2 separate regions of the Homo sapiens genome follow, and region 1 is linked to region 2. A link is an interaction called in ENCODE POLR2A ChIA-PET data of the cell type or tissue named here. Cell type or tissue: Panc1. All regions are shown on one strand. Each heading gives the region's core, and the rest is flanking DNA. Links, peaks and the distances in the headings are about the cores only.

Region 1 (2,911 bases), core at 304-2,803, 280 kb before region 2:
GCACCAGGGTAGGCTTCTGGAGCAGGAGCCTCCCGGCCAACAGAGCTGAAACCCGGAGTACACAATGGCAACTCCTGGGGCGTCTCCTGCTGAGGCGGGGACCAGCTAAAGAATCTGCCTGGGGCAATGGCAGATTCCCGGAACTACCGGTTCCTCCCCTTTTTAGACTATATAGGGTAACATCATTTTTTTTTTTTTTAATAGGGTAACTTCCTGACCCTGGAGAAACTTTCTCTATAGGCTGCACTGTTGAAACCTGCGATTCATTTTCACCCGAGTGCCATCGGTCTGCCTTGGTAACCTATAAACAGCCTGCCCCACTGAGGTTAACTGCTCTCAATAACTGGGACCAGTCTTTACACGGGACTGCCTGAGCTCTGAAAAACATAGCTGTGAAATTAGAATACTTTACTCAGCTGCCTGTCAGGAATCCTGGGGCAATGTCCAGAGGCCACGGAGGGAAACTCACAAAGCAGCCTTCAGAGGAGACAGCCCTGCCTGCAGCACTTAGCCGGCTCTGATCTACTCTCGGCAGGGTGGCCAGAGTTATCATTAAAAAGGGGAAATCTGGCTGGGCGCCGTGGCTCATGCCTGTAATCCCAGCACTTTGGGAGGCCAAGGCAGGTGGATCACGAGGTCAGGAGTTCAAGACCAGCCTGGCCAAGATGATGAAACCCCGTCTCTACTAAAAATACAAAAATTAGCCATGGTAGCAGGCATCTGTAATCCCAGCTACTTGGGAGGCTGAGGCAGGAGAATTGCTTGAACCCGGGAGGCGGAGGTTACAGTGAGCCAAGATTGCACCACTGCACTCCAGCCTGGGCGACAGAGCGAGACTCTGTCTCAAAAAAATAAATAAATAAAATAAAAGGGGAAATCTGATCTACCTACTCTCATGGACACTTCCCACTGCCTATAGGGTAGCGTCCAAATTCCCTAGCCCACTTTGCAAATCTTCACCATCCAATCCCAACCTATCTTTCCAGCTTCATCTTCCATCTGCTTCTGTTACCAGAAAGGTGTCCTGATCCAGACCCCAGGAGAGGGTTCTTGGGTCTGGTGAAAGAGAATTTGAGGCGAATCCATAGAATAAAGTGAGAGCAAGTTTATTAAGAAAGCAAAGGAATAAAGCATGGCTACTCTGGCCAGGAACGGTGGCTTATGCCTGTAATCTCAGCACTTTGGGAGGCTGAGGCAAGTGGATCACCTGAGGTCAGGAGTTTGAGACCAGCCTGGCCAACATGGCAATAACCCGTCTCTACAAAAATACAAAAATTAGCCAGGCATGGTGGTGCACACCTGTAATCTCAACTACTTTGGTGGCTGAGGCAGGAGGATCGCTTGAACCCAGAAGGCAGAGGTTGCAGTGAGCTGAGGTCGCACCACTGCACTCCAGCCTGGGTGACAGAATAAGACTCTGTCTCAAAAAAAAAAAAAAAGCTACTCCACAGGCAGAGCAGCAGCAAGGGCTGCTCACCTAAGAATACCTTTTTTTTTTTTTTTTTTGAGACGGAGTCTCGCTCTGTCGCCCAGGCTGGAGTGCAGTGGCGCTATCTCGGCTCACTGCAAGCTCCGCCTCCTGGGTTCACCCCATTCTCCTGCCTCAGCCTCCCAAGTAGCTGGGACTACAGGCGCCCGCCACCACGCCTGGCTAATTTTTTGTATTTTTAGTAGAGACGGGGTTTCGCCTTGTTAGCCAGGATGGTCTTGATCTCCTGACCTCGTGATCCACCCGCCTTGGCCTCCCAAAGTGCTGGGATTACAGGCGTGAGCCACTGCGCCCGGCCCTAAGAATACTTAAGTTATTTTTTGATTATATGCTAAACAAGGGGTGGATTATTCAGGAGCTTTCTGGTCAAGGGGTGGGCAATTCCCGGAACTGTGGGTTTCTCCCTTTTTTAGACTACATAGAGTAAATTTCTGACATTGCCATGGCATCCGTAAACTGTCCTGGCACTGGTAGGAGTGTCTTTTAGCATGCTAATGTATTAGATTTAGCGTATAATGAGTAGTGAGGATGACCAGAGGTCACATTGCCATATTGGTTTTGGTAGGTTTTGGCCAGCTTCTTTATCGCATCCTTTTATCAGCTGGACTCAGCATGCCTAACCTCCTTGGAATGCAGCCCAGTAGGTCTGAGCCTTATTTTACCCAGCCCCTATTCAAGCTGGAGTCTCTCTGGTTCAAATGCCTCTGATACCTCCACCCCATCATGACCTCATTATTCTAGAGATTCGAGACCTGCACAGTCCAATACAGTAGCCACTACTCACATGTAGTTGTTAATTTTTTTTTTTTTTTTTTTTTTTTTTTTTTGTGACAGGATCCCACTCTGTTGCCCAGGCTGGAGTGCAGTGGCCCAATCACTGCTCACTGCAGCCTTGACCTCTCAGGCTCCGGTGACCTCAGCCTCCTCAGTAGCTGGCACTACAGGTATGTGCCACGACACTCAGCTAATTTTTCTTTTTTTTTTTTGACATAGAGTCTCGCTCTGTCATCCAGGCTGGACTGCAGTGGTACAATCTTGGCTCACTATAACCTCTGCCTCCTGAGTTCAAGCAATTCGCCTGCCTCAGCCCTGCCCTGAGTAGCTGGGACTATAGGTGCATACCACCATGCCAGACTAATTTTTGTATTTTTAGTAGAGACGTGGTTTCACCATCTTGGCCAGGCTGGTCTCGAACTCCTGGCCTAAAGTGGTCCTCCTGCCTCGGCCTCCCAAAGTGCTGGGATTACAGGCATGAGCCACCACGCCTGGCCTAATTTCAAAATTTTTAAATTGGAGGAAGACGCGGTCGTAGGTGCTGTGAGTCTCTCGTCCGCACTCTCCTGCTCCTGACTCACTGCTGTTCACTCTCGCTGAGGAAAAAGTCGGTCAGGAAGCCACGCAGCAGCCATGGCTTTTAAGGAT
Region 2 (2,911 bases), core at 170-2,669:
GCCTGTAATCCCAGCACTTTGGGAGGCTGGGGTGGGTGGATCACTTGACGTCAGGAGTTCGAGACCAACCTGGCCAACATGGTGAAACCCCATGTCTACTAAAAATACAAAAATTAGCTGACGTGGTGGCACATGCCTATAGTCTCAGCTACTCAGGAGGCTGAGGCTGAGGCTGAGGTGGGAGAATCGCTTGAACCTGGGAGGCAGAGGTTGCAGCGAGCCAAGACTGTGCCACTGCACTCCAGGCTGAGCGACAGAGCGAGACTCCGTCTCAAAAAAAAAAAAAAAAAAAGAAGATTCCCATCTTACAGATGGGAAACAGGCTCAGAGCAGTTTCCTGTCATACAAATAGTGAGTAACTGAGCCAGGATTCCAGGCTATCCCAGAAGATCTAGGTTGGGAAGGTCTATATTTCATCTTGGATTGACCTCTCCTCTGTTTTCAGACATCTTCTCAGGGAGTCTGAATGCATAAGGAATTACTTCTCAGGTGCTTCTTGAGGGAGAGAGACTTTATTTTTATTTATTTATTTATTTTTTTTTTTTGAGACAGGTTCTCACTCTATTGCCAAGGCTGGAGTGCAGTGGCATGATCATAGCTCACTGTAGCCTCGAACTCATGGGCTCAGGAGAAGAGAGAGACTTTAAAAGGTTTCCAGAAAAATGTGGTTTGTTGCTCCCTGAACAGCCATAAACAAATGTGGTTTGTTACTGTGTGGACCTTCTGATTTGAGATGTAGGGGGAAGGGAAAGCAATATTTTGAGCAGCCCTTCACAGAGCACAGCCATGTTTGAGCCCTGTTGGATTTGTGAAATCTGTTGACAGCTTCCAGGTAGGGCAGGTAGAATTTTGAGGATCTATACAAAGATAGCCTGGCATTGGCTACATTACTAGGTTGAGAGAGAGGACATATCCAGATGAAGATAATGGGATTAGTACAAATAACAAGAAAAACAATAACAGCTGTCTAGTATGAACCTCATACGTATTATTTCATTTAGACCTCCCAGCAACCCTATGAAATAGATACTGTTATTACTCCTGATTTACAAAAGTGGAAGCTAATCCATTTCTTAATTGCTCTGTACTTTAGTTTCTGGATTCTCTCTCCTGTCCTTGGCTCCTCAGAATTAGTTGGTGATAAATTAGGCAAAGATTTGCTGGGTGTGGTGGCTCGTGCCTGTAATCCCAGTGCTTTGGGAGGCCGAGACAGGTGGATCACTTGAGGCCAGGAGTTTGAGACCAGCCTGGTCAATGTGGAGAAACCCTGTCTCTACTCTAAAAATACAAAAATTAGCCGGGTGTGGCGGTACACACCTGTAGTCTCAGCTACCTGGGAGGCTGAGGCAGGAGAATCGCTTGAACCCGGGAGATGGAAGTTGCAGTAAGCTGAGATTGTGCCAGTGCACTGCAGTGTGGGTGACAGAACAAGACTCCACCTCAAAAAAAAAAAGGGGGCAAGGATAAAGGATACCATGTGCCTCAAGCTCTTTCAGAGAAAGGCAATAAAGCAAGACTCTGCAGTTATTCATGCCACCAACTTAACCCATGGTGGTGGTACTGCTGCCTGGTACACAGTAGGGTTTTCAAACATCTCAAGTCCTAAAATAGCAGGTCTTAATCATGGAGTGGTTGGATGTGACAGTTCTGGGGTAAGCCAAATCTTTAATAGTAATAACAAGAGCTATTATTTATTGAGCACTTAGTATGTGCCAGGCAGTAATGCTAAGTCCTTCTTATGAATTAACTAATTTATTTCTCATAACATTCCTGTAAGTTAGGGGATTTTATTATCCCAATTTTCCTGATGAGAAAATTATATATAAAGAGGTTAAATAGCTGCCCAGGGTCAGACAGCTAGGAACTTAGCAGAGTCAGGATTTTTATCCTGGGGAGTTTTGTTCCTCCGTGCTTAACATTATGTTCTTCTGCCTCATAACTTTGGAGGCTAACCATTAAGGACTTCTTTTCTGTATGTAACAGTAGCAAGAGAGGGCTGAACTTGCTTGGACCCGCAATCATGTGCCCGACATGTCCCTTTCGAAACGGGCCACTGAGGAGAAGACTTCACCTGGTAGATTTTCCAAACCAACCAAGTTAAGCTGGCCTCTAGGAATCGGGAATAAAAGGGACCATGGGACAGAAATAAGTAGAAACATGGCGTGTCAGTTTCACAGCCGGATAATACAGCTGGTGAAAGGAACTCTTGTAGGAGAAAGGAGTAAACAAAACCTGGGTAGGACAAAGAGGCTGCCTTGCAAACGAGAAGATTCCTGTTCTCTCCAGCACTGGTTAGGTAGGAAATAACTACTTTTATTTATGATATTCTGAGTCTCTTTTCCTTTGACTCCAGCTTTCACAAGATTCTAGAGGAGTGTTTCATTCATTCATTCATTCATTCAACGAACTTGTATTTATTGCTGCCAGTGGATAAAAGGAGAGAGGCATATGCTAATATGCTTTAGCATATTATAAACGAATGGTGATTCCTCCTTTTTTTTTTTTTTTTTTTTTTTTTTTTTGAGACGGAGTCTCGCTCTGTCGCCCAGGCCGGACTGCGGACTGCAGTGGCGCAATCTCGGCTCACTGCAAGCTCCGCTTCCCGGGTTCACGCCATTCTCCTGCCTCAGCCTCCCGAGTAGCTGGGACTACAGGCGCCCGCTACCGCGCCCGGCTACTTTTTGTATTTTTAGTAGAGACGGGGTTTCACCTTGTTAGCCAGGATGGTCTCGATCTCCTGACCTCATGATCCACCCGCCTCGGCCTCCCAAAGTGCTGGGATTACAGGCGTGAGCCACCGCGCCCGGCCGATTCCTCCTTTTCTCATTGTAATCCTAATAGCTTCCACACTGGGGTAGCCACCAGACTCCAGAACACTCACAGGGTACTCCTTAAGCCTTCTCATCTCTGG

Evidence for each region. Peaks named below come from ENCODE experiments on the same cell type or tissue, not always from the same donor. Only the 100,000 strongest peaks of a DNase experiment are listed, where the experiment ranks them.
Region 1: POLR2A ChIA-PET joins it to region 2 with 5 read pairs; 6 of 35 experiments call an interaction of 5 or more read pairs at or near these places.

The regions. Positions count from the first base shown.
Region 1 is chr11:47,191,528-47,194,438 of GRCh38, reverse strand. It overlaps the pseudogene RPS20P26. Among named protein-coding and RNA genes, the nearest start is that of PACSIN3, 6.5 kb to the right of the region's middle. In Panc1, for the core only: no CTCF peak of the experiment used is centred there; no DNase peak of the experiment used is centred there; H3K27ac peaks cover 309 bases.
Region 2 is chr11:46,909,223-46,912,133 of GRCh38, reverse strand. All of the region lies in intron 1 of LRP4 (LDL receptor related protein 4), which reads left to right. Among named protein-coding and RNA genes, the nearest start is that of LRP4, 7.9 kb to the left of the region's middle. In Panc1, for the core only: no CTCF peak of the experiment used is centred there; no DNase peak of the experiment used is centred there.